Linked DNA regions of Homo sapiens: regions 2 and 3 are each linked to region 1. The links are chromatin contacts, found by Hi-C or POLR2A ChIA-PET in ENCODE. All regions are on one chromosome and are shown on one strand. Each heading gives the region's core, a stretch centred on a gene start or an enhancer-like site at or near the end of the contact. The rest is flanking DNA. Distances are from core to core; before and after follow the strand shown.

Region 1 (3,093 bases), core at 546-3,045:
CAAAAAATTAACCAGATATGGTGGTGTGTGCCTGTGGTTCCAGCTACTCAGGAGGCTGAGGTGGGAGGATCGCTTGAGCCTGGGAGGTGGAGGTTGCAGTGAGCTGAGAGTGCACCACTGCATTCCAACCTGGGTGACACAGTGAGACCCTGTCTCAAACAAAACAAAACAAAAAACAAAAACAAACACTGTGGGGGGGAAATTTGGATACAGAGGTAGACATGCACAGAGGTAAAGCAGGGAGAATGCCAAGCAGAAACAGTGCAGAGCCTGGAGTGATCCTGTCTCACAACGCCTGGTGCTACCAGAAGCTGGAAGAGGCAAGGAAGGATCTTTTCCCTACAGGTTTCTGAGAAGCATGGCCCCACCAACACTTAGGTCTTGGACTTCCAGCCTCCAGAACTGTGAGACAACACATTGCTGTTGTTCTAAGTCACCAGTCTGTGGTACTTCATTATGGCAGCCCTAGGAAACTAATCCAGCAAATATGACTCTGTGCTCCTTTTAAGCCAGACCCAAGTCTGAAGTCTGAGCAGAGCAGTTCATAGTCTGCCTGCTGGGAAAGCTGCTGGCCTCCACCCTGGGGAGACAGTGCTTCTGTTCCACAGCTAGGAACAAGGAGAGTCTCCACCCTCACTTTAGACCTGGTCTCCCTGCTCTTCTCTCCTCTGCCTTGGAGGCCCATAAGCCTTTTAAAAACAAGCAGAACCCTTAATGTCCACTTTTCCTTGTGTGTGGGCAGGGCTGTTTCCTTGTGCTGGGCTGCTGGGCCATGGAATGTGACCTCTCTCTGTGGAAAGAGCCCAGAGCGAGCATTGCCAGCAGAGTTGGCAGGTACCGAGCTACCCAGGGTGCAGACACCTGTTGCTTGAATCTATTTGTGGAAACCTCCTGAGTGCTCACTGCCTACAGGAAGGGCTTGGGCTGCTCACCAGATGAGTCACTTCTGCATTGTCATAAGAAGACTTTACAGTTAAGTGCCCATCCCAGGTTCCCAGGGCCGCAGGAGCACACCAACTGATTTAGTGCCTGGACTGACTTTATAAGACAGACTGGGCATCCCCATTTTACTGATGAAGAAACTGAGGCCCAGGCGAATGAAGGGATTTACCCAGGGTAATAAAATTAGTTGACACAACTGAGACAAAGGAGCTGCATATGGGAAGAACTGGATGCTTACATGATAAAATCTAGGTGCAGGGGGCTGGGTACCTGAGGGGGCAGTAGGAGAGGCAACTCCCCAAGGGAAGCGCTGAGAAATGGGAGACTGGAGGGCCAAGAGGCCTCGGCTTTGGAATCAGAGCCAGGTTTGCATCCAGGTTCTGCCAAATACTAGCTGTGCAACTGGGTGAGTTGCTCTCCATGCCTCAGTTTATCTGATAAAGAAAATAGTTATGCCTCCTTTGTGGGTTGTTCTGACCATTAGATGAGAGGATACATGTATTTAAGTTGGTGTCTGGTATCTGTGAATCATTCCCTAACTCACTAGTATTATTATCGTGGTAGTGATTAGCAGCCTCTAATTACCCTGTGCCTTTGCCTGGAGCTGACCTGCGGCTGTGGCCTCTTCTGAGGTGGGAGGGGCCTGACAGGGGCAGGGAGTGGTTGGTCAGGGAAATGGGCCAGGAGAGGCCCTCCACAGCTGTTGGGAACTGGAGAGCCATCAGGAACCAAGCCCTCAGAGGTGATTTCTGTTGCTAACTTTAAGGGCCTGTGAACAAAACAAATAAAACCTGGTGGGAAGTTTTTCAAAATGTTCTCAGGTGCTGCCAAGCCTCAATATGTTTTCTGAGCCACACCAAGGCAGCCTCATCCCCCACTCCCTGTAGAGGCAAGGGACTGTGACCCTTTCAGGGTAACAATGCATATGAGCAATGTAGCAACTTGGGCAGTACTTGTTCTTTTTCCCCTAAGGAGGCCCGTGGCTCTCACTCATGCACTCTTCATGCTGAGCTGCACCCAGTGGCAAAGAAACAGGGCTAGGGTAAAATGAGGTCCAGGAGGTCAGCTCTGCTGAAGGTGAATATTAACTGTGGAGCCCCTCAGGTGTTGAATAAGAGGGCAAATTTCCAGACGCTTCACTCTTTTCTCATAGAAGCATCTATTCCCTGCCTATCCCCCAGCATAGATCTGACAGTGACTCTTCTCTGCTGAAATCTTCCATGGCTCCCTATTGCCCATACCCTATGGGATGAAGTTGAAATTTCTTATCCTGGCATTCGAGGGCTTTGAGGATCTGGCCTCAGTCTACTTCTGAAGCCTGTCCCTTGTTGGGTTCCACATGAACCCAAACTCCAGCCATACCCAGGACTTGCAGTTCTCCAAATGCACCCATAAATTCTACCCCACTGTGTCTTTGCTTTTGCCTGCAGGACAGGCTGGTGTAATGGAGACATGGTAGGTGCTCAATACATGTTTGCTGAATTGGTCATACTTTATTTTATCATCTTGTCATGTTTAAAGACAATTCCTGACAAAACTGTGAGCAAAATAAAATGGCTATTTTAAGCCACTACGTTTTAAGGTAATTTGTTGCACAACAACAGGGAATCAGAGCATCAAATTAATTTAGTTTTTAAAAAATGACCTAGGTATTAGTCATCCAGTATTAAAGACGGGAGACAAGTCTTGATTTTAAAAATGAGATAAGCTTCATCACCGAGCTTTTTGATGACAGAATGCTCAATTCACAGGGAGAGTACACTCAATATCAGCTTTGACAGGGAGAGAAAAGTGAGAGCAGGCGACTGCAGCAATGGTGGCATTTAATCTGCTATGCCCTGCCTTTGTCCTGAGGTGTTGGGCTGGGACCTCTCAGTCTCTCTATGCCGAAGCTGCTGGCTATTTTCATTTCCTGCAGGAGATGCCATGATGAAAACAAGATACTTAGAAATAAATGAAATGAATTAGCTCAGGAAGTCTTTTCTAGCACAGGACCAAAAAGTCTGTCTTGGGATGGAGACCCATACTAATTATTCTAGAAACAAGAAAACTGCTCGCTTGCTCTCTTTCTTTCTCTTTCTTTCTTTCTTTCATTCTTTCTCTCCCTCTCTCCCTCCCTCCCTCCTTTCTTTCCCTTTCTTTCTCTTTCTT
Region 2 (2,972 bases), core at 234-2,733, 380 kb before region 1:
ACAGTTACAGGCTCTGTCACTTGGACAAGTCACTTAACCTCTGTACTGGGGTGTCCTCGTTGACAGAATAGAGCTAAAAATAAAGCCCACTTCCTTAACTGGCAATGGGAGGGTTGGATGCTCAGTACATGAAGATCCTTAGAAAGGGGGCCAGCACCTAGCAAGCACTTCATAAATATCAGCTACTAAAAAATACCAGGAGAGAAAGCCCAATGGGCTCAGCCGAGGACATGTATTCCCTCTGGGGGTGGGTGAGGCCAGTGGAGGCTCTTAACTGACAGTCCCACAGAGACCCACATGCAGCAGTATCTTCAAGGAGCAGCTCTCCAAGAAACACAGAAGTACACTGACAGAAGAAGGGGGAAAGGATACTGGGCAGGCAAGAACATAAGTGCCCATGATGACTTCTCAGCTCCCCAGGACAGAAAAAGGGTCCGACTCCAACATCTACAGGTTTGATCTAGGGCAGTGGCTGGGAAGAAGGAAGAAGATTGAGAGGCATGTCTAACAACGTCCAAGCAATCTCCCTACCAAAGCAGCCCATGACCCTTGAAAGATATTGCTTCAGAAGAAAGTCAGATGGCAAAAGGTCGTCCCGCTCCCATGCAATCATTCATTGCCCCCTCTCCTGCCACTGGCAAACCGTGATTAATTCCTGTGGCAGCCGCAGAAATCATTCCTAATGAATTTCTAATGAACTCATTTGGTGTTAATGCGGTGTGTAATTCTGCAGGACACTCGTTGTAATTTAGCCTTATTAAATCTCTAGTTATTGGGAACTACTATTGCTCTAAGCTCATAAGCAGGAGAAAAGTAATTATGCAGAGCAAGCGGTTAAATTATGAAAAGGATTGGACATTCTGAGAAGGCTGAGACGTGGCTGCTCCTGTGTTTTCTCCCTGGGGTGCACTGCTCTACAAAGGTGAGCAGGCTGTGCAGGTCTTCGAGCTGAGGCAAGAATGCCCACCTTGACTTCTGTTCTGCAGTGTTAGAGCTGTGCAGGCTGCCCCTGTGTTCTGGTATTTTTAAGGGCCAACCAAAGGTGGCCTTGTCCCCACATGATCTACCCCACTTGCCCACTGCTTGGGCCTGAATTTCCACCATAGGGATAGATTCCTTCATGTTTGAGGTGCTGTTCCAGGTTGAAAGGTAACTTGTACCACAGTTCAGAGAGCAGTCACTGATAGGTTATCTCATCTGATGATCACAGCTTCTCAATTATTGTCATTAAAACCCTTTGACAGATAAGGAGATTAAAGTTCACAGAGGTGAAGCCACTGGGCTCCCAAGGTCATCACTGGGTGCCAGAACTAGGAACAGAGCCCATATCTCCTGGTAACCAGGTGAATTCTCTTTCCAGCTTACCTGTCATTCATTGCCTGCTGTGTTTTTCATGCATATGTGACTCATGCTTCCACCTAGATCACATGTTTCTTGAGGTCAGAGCCCTTTCTGTGATCTGCTTTACCTGTTTGACTTGCCTTGGTACAGAGAATGGAGCTGCAAGACTCCCCTGGTCAGATCACGTCGGGTCTCCTGAAGACACCAGGAGGATTCTACTGTGCACAGGTTGATTGTATGTCTCCTTTTCCCACTTCTTCCTGAAATTTTCTTATTATACTTTTGATTAAAATGTATGTCTTAGGTTGCTTTCTGTTGCTACAGCTGAATACCTGAGACTGTATATATAGACATAGAAAAGGGCTGGACGCAGTGGCTCATGCCTGTACTCCCAGCACTTTGAGAGGCCAAGGCTGGGGAATCACTTCCGGCCAGGAGTTTAAGACCAGCCTAGGCAACATAGTGAGACCCCCGTCTCTAAAAATAAAAGAAAAGGAAAAAAAGACAAAAAAGACGATGATTTATTGCAGTTTTGGAGACTGGGAAGTCCAAGGTCTAGGGGGCACAACTGGTGAGAGGCTTCTTGCTGGTGGGGACTCTCTGTAGAATACCAAGACGGTACAGAGCATCACATGGCAAGGGGAGCTCACTGAGAGCCAAACTGGCTTTATTTATTTATTTTAATTTTTTGAGACAGGGTCTCACTTTGTCACCCAGGCTGGAGTGCATGGGGCAATCACTGTTCACTGAACCCTCAACCTCCCAGGCTCAAATAATCCTCCTGCCTCAGTCCCCCAAGTAGCTAGGAATACAGGTGTGGGCCACCACACCCGACTAATTTTTGTTTTTTTATTTTTTTGTGGAGAGAGATTTCACCATGTTGCCCAGGCTGGTCTCAAACTCCTGGGCTCAAGTGATTTGCCTGCCTTGGCCTCCCAAGGTTCTGGGATTATAGGCATGAGCCACCACACCAGACCTTTATTTATTTCTGAGAAAGGGTCTTGCTCTGTTGCCCAGATCAGAGTGCAGTGATGCAAAGATGGCTCACTGCAGCCTCAGCCTCTGGAGTAGCTGGGACAACAGGTGTGAGCCACCACACTTGACTAATTCTTTTTTTTTTAGAAATGGGGTCTCCCTGCTGGGTGCAGTGGCTCACGCCTGTAATCGCAGTACTCTGGGAGGCCGAGGCAGGCAAATCACAAGGTCAGGAGTTTGAGACCAGCCTGGCCAACATGGTGAAACCCCGTCCCTACCAAAAATACAAAAAATTAGTTGGGTGTAGTGGCAGGCACCTGAAATCCCACCAACTTGGGAGGCTGAGGCAGGAGAATTGCTTGAATCCGGGAGGCAGAGGTTGCAGTGAGCCGAGATCACACCACTGCACTCCAGCCTGGGCAACAGAGTGAGACTCCCTACAAAAAAAAAAAAAGAAAAGAAAGAAAGAAAAAAAGAAATGGGGTCTCCCTATGTTGGCCAGGTTTGTCTTGCATGCCTGGCCTCAAGCAATGCTCCTGCTTTGGCCTCCCAAAGTTCTGAGATTATAGGCATAAGCCACAGTGCCTGGCTCCCACTCTCATGATAACTAATCCACTCTTATGATAACCCATTAATCCTTTAATTTATTAGTGGAT
Region 3 (3,264 bases), core at 513-3,012, 490 kb after region 1:
TTCTCCAAAATTAGGTCAATGGGCATTTGGCTCATATTACCAGAATGCTGGCTGGCCATGTACAGCCTGTCTCCGAGAGAGGCTCTAATGTGGCCCCCACATTAGAACAACCTGCCAATGACCACATTAGAACCTCCATTGTTAAAATGCAGGTTCCTGAGCCCCATCCCAGATCTGAATCACAATCTCCAAGCATCAGCCCCAAGAACCTGAATTTTGTTGTTACATGCAGATAAAGTACGAGAACCACTTCCTCCATGGGTGAACTGAACTTACCAAAATAGTCAGTCCCGAGGGGCAGAGATGGCGTAGGTGCCAGTTCTTCTTTCTCATCCTAGATGCTCAGAGTCAAATTCTTGGCTCAGCAATAGACAAGTGATTTCACTGTGGGAAGACAATTCAGAGCCCTGTTCCAGGCTCCTCACATTGATTCTCTCTGTCTTCTTCCACTCCTCTTTGTCATCTTTGATGTCCCCTTGTGAGCTACGAAAAGACTTTCTGGGACACGACAGGATAAAAAAATAAATAAGTGCAAGCAGCCATTCATTAAACGTTTAGCCAGGATGCTGCTTTAACTGCATCCCATCATATCTCATTAATCTTCACACCAGTCCTGAGATCAGGTACTATTATTAACCCGATTTTACAGATGTGAGGAACTGAGGCTTAACGAAGGTAAGTAACTTGCAGGTGCGGGTATCCAGCTCTCTAACTCCAGAGCCCATGCTCTTAAAACCCTATTACTTGTCCCTGGTGGAGGTGAACACTGGGGGCCCTTTCATATAGGACTAGCCCTCGGGCTGCAATCTGAGCGGAAAAGGGAGGATGAGGGCATACTTCGAAGCTTCTTTTGCATAACTGGCGCTGGATTTTTACTGAGACTTTACGTTACAGTTTTTTTTTTTTAATTTTCAAGGTGCTTTTACGAACACATGAATAAAATATTTGTGTCATTTTGAACCTTACTTGTCTTATTTTATGCATGTATTTATTTATGGGGGGGCACAAGGACTCATCTGTGGTGGTGCAGCCACTGTAAATAAATTAGTGAAACTACTTCACGTCAATTTCTGTTCAGTACACTTTAGTGATGGATCGGAGGAAATTAATACATGTTTACAAAAAGCCCCTCCCCCAGTTGTTACATATGCCTCAGAGATACCAGTTGTGAAAAGTGCAGGTGCACTTACACACATACGCACACACACCCCACAAATGGTATCATACGAAAAAACATACCTGCAATCTGCTTTGTCCACTTAATTGTATATCTTGGATACAGAACTTGTTTCACTGGAAGGCTAAAAGGCAAAGTCTGGGGAGGCCTAGAGGACACAGGGGATGGGAGGAGGCGCTCTGAGCTGGATGTAAGGTCTCCACCCACGGCCAGAGCACAAGGTCGGATAACCAGTGGGCCTGCCGGCTTGGCTGCCTGGGCCCTCCCCTGCCGAGACAAACGGCTGGAGGGAGGAAGTGTGCGGCTGGGAAGCTCCGCTGCTCTGGCCCGGGTTTCCCATTTCCCCCTTCCCGCGCTGAGACGGCGAGGAAAGTTAGCCCGGAAATCTGCGCCCGCCTAAAACCCGGCCTGGTCCCAGCCACCGCCCCAGGAACTTCCCCCACCGCAGGGGCGGAGGTCGAGAGCAGGGATGGAGAAGTGGACCTGCGCGGGTGGACTCCGGGGCGCGGGTGGACTCCGGGGCGCGGGGGGACTCCGAGGAGCGGGTGGACTGTGGGGCGCGGGTACCGTCTCGCAGCGACCTCTGTCGGCGGCTCTGGGGATGGCCCGCATCTGTCTGCGTGTACCTGGTATACGTGCAGGTACATGTTCCTGTTCACGTGCAGACTGGGCGGGGGATGGGGGGGTCCACACCGGTGTACACCTTTGCATACCTCTTAGCAACTTGAAATTCCACCACGAGAGATATCTTTATTCCGCTATTCCTGTGCATCTGCACGGAGCCCCTAGGGCCATAGATTTGTGTGCAAATGAAATGAGGATGTAGTCTGGGTGCCCAAGGGGGGGTGCCTTGAGTGTGGTTGTCTGTATGCCTCCCTGAGGGTATTTCACTTTCTGCTCCCATCCGCCCCTATGAGCGAGTACCTATGAGCACAGGATGTGCACATATTTGAGTCTTATTAGTGGTACACGCAGTTTTATCATCTCCCCAGGTCTGTGTCTGTATGAAATGTGCATGGGTGTGTGTGTGCACGCGTGTGTTCCCACTCGGGGAATGTGGGGAGAGGTGCATGGAGCCAAGATGGGTGGTAAATAGTATGTTTCTGAAATTAAAGGACTAATGTGGAGGAAGGCGCCCCAGATGTACTAAACCCTTTGCCCTTCATCTCATCCTCTCTGACTTGGGAAGAACCAGGATTTTGTTTTTAAGCCCTTGGGCATACAGTTGTTCCATCCCGACATGAACTCAGCCTCCCGTCTGACCGCCCCTTGGCCTTCCTTCTTCCTCGATCTGTGGAACCCAGGGAATCTGCCTAGTGCTGTCTCCAAGCACCTTGGCCATGATGTAAACCCAGAGAAATTAGCATCTCCATCTCCTTCCTTATTCCCCACCCAAAAGTCATTTCCTCTTAGTTCATTACCTGGGATTTTGATGTCTATGTTCCCTCCTCGTTATTGATACACACACAGAGAGAGACAAACAAAAAAGGAACTTCTTGAAATTCCCCCAGAAGGTTTTGAGAGTTGTTTTCAATGTTGCAACAAGTCAGTTTCTAGTTTAAGTTTCCATCAGAAAGGAGTAGAGTATATAAGTTCCAGTACCAGCAACAGCAGCAGAAGAAACAACATCTGTTTCAGGGCCATTGGACTCTCCGTCCTGCCCAGAGCAAGGTAAGCACTTCCCAAGCCCCTACCTCCCTCCCCTCCCTGTGGGCCTGCAGCTGTCCAGGTGTAGAAACCGTTAGTGTGCTACCCCAGCAGCTGGCAGGAGGGAGTTGGTGGATTCCTGGAAGCATCCCTGGTGAGTCATCTGCTGGAACATTAGTGAAAACTTAGTACTCTAGGGACCGATGTACAGTGTCCATTTTAAAAGCCACCTAATAATAACTGTATAGCAAGATCTGTGTGTATGCATAGTTTGTGGAAATGTTTGTTTTATCTTATTTTGAAGTGGTGTGTATTGATGTATAAAAGTATATTCCTAAATGTTAATGCCCATCAGTTAAAGGATTGTATAGAGCTAAAGTGAGTGGTGCCTGCCTTACTATTGAAATTTTTAAAAAGCCTTTCGTGCATTCCTTAAAGTA

The links. A loop is a pair of places that touch in the nucleus more often than their neighbours do. ChIA-PET counts read pairs that join two places held with the same protein, here RNA polymerase II (POLR2A). Pooled maps may share reads with other maps.
Region 2: POLR2A ChIA-PET joins it to region 1 with 10 read pairs in HEK293. The contact joins the promoter of FABP6-AS1 here to the enhancer-like site in region 1. POLR2A ChIA-PET finds 5 or more read pairs at or near these places in 2 of 52 experiments (HEK293 and activated T-cell).
Region 3: a loop to region 1 is called in a pooled map, with 2.7 times the contacts of the local background. The contact joins the promoter of IL12B-AS1 here to the enhancer-like site in region 1. A Hi-C loop is called at or near these places in 1 of 37 single-sample maps with no recorded cell type and 2 of 50 pooled maps.

Annotation. Positions count from the first base shown.
Region 1 is chr5:159,824,418-159,827,510 of GRCh38, reverse strand. All of the region lies in intron 2 of LINC01847 (long intergenic non-protein coding RNA 1847), which reads left to right. Among named protein-coding and RNA genes, the nearest start is that of LINC01847, 45 kb to the left of the region's middle. Within about 2 kb of position 1,795, at least 9 of the 41 ENCODE cell types and tissues checked have a DNase peak (open chromatin) inside an H3K27ac peak, as active enhancers do.
Region 2 is chr5:160,208,581-160,211,552 of GRCh38, reverse strand. FABP6-AS1 (FABP6 antisense RNA 1) reads left to right here and starts at 1,483. Exons shown (of 4, transcript XR_941148.3): 1 at 1,483-1,576. It also overlaps a transcript of FABP6 not described here.
Region 3 is chr5:159,330,016-159,333,279 of GRCh38, reverse strand. It overlaps IL12B-AS1 (IL12B antisense RNA 1), which reads right to left and starts at 1,762. Exons shown (of 5, transcript NR_037889.1): 1 at 1,240-1,762; 2 at 277-498. It overlaps IL12B (interleukin 12B), which reads left to right and starts at 2,793. Exons shown (of 8, transcript NM_002187.3): 1 at 2,793-2,848.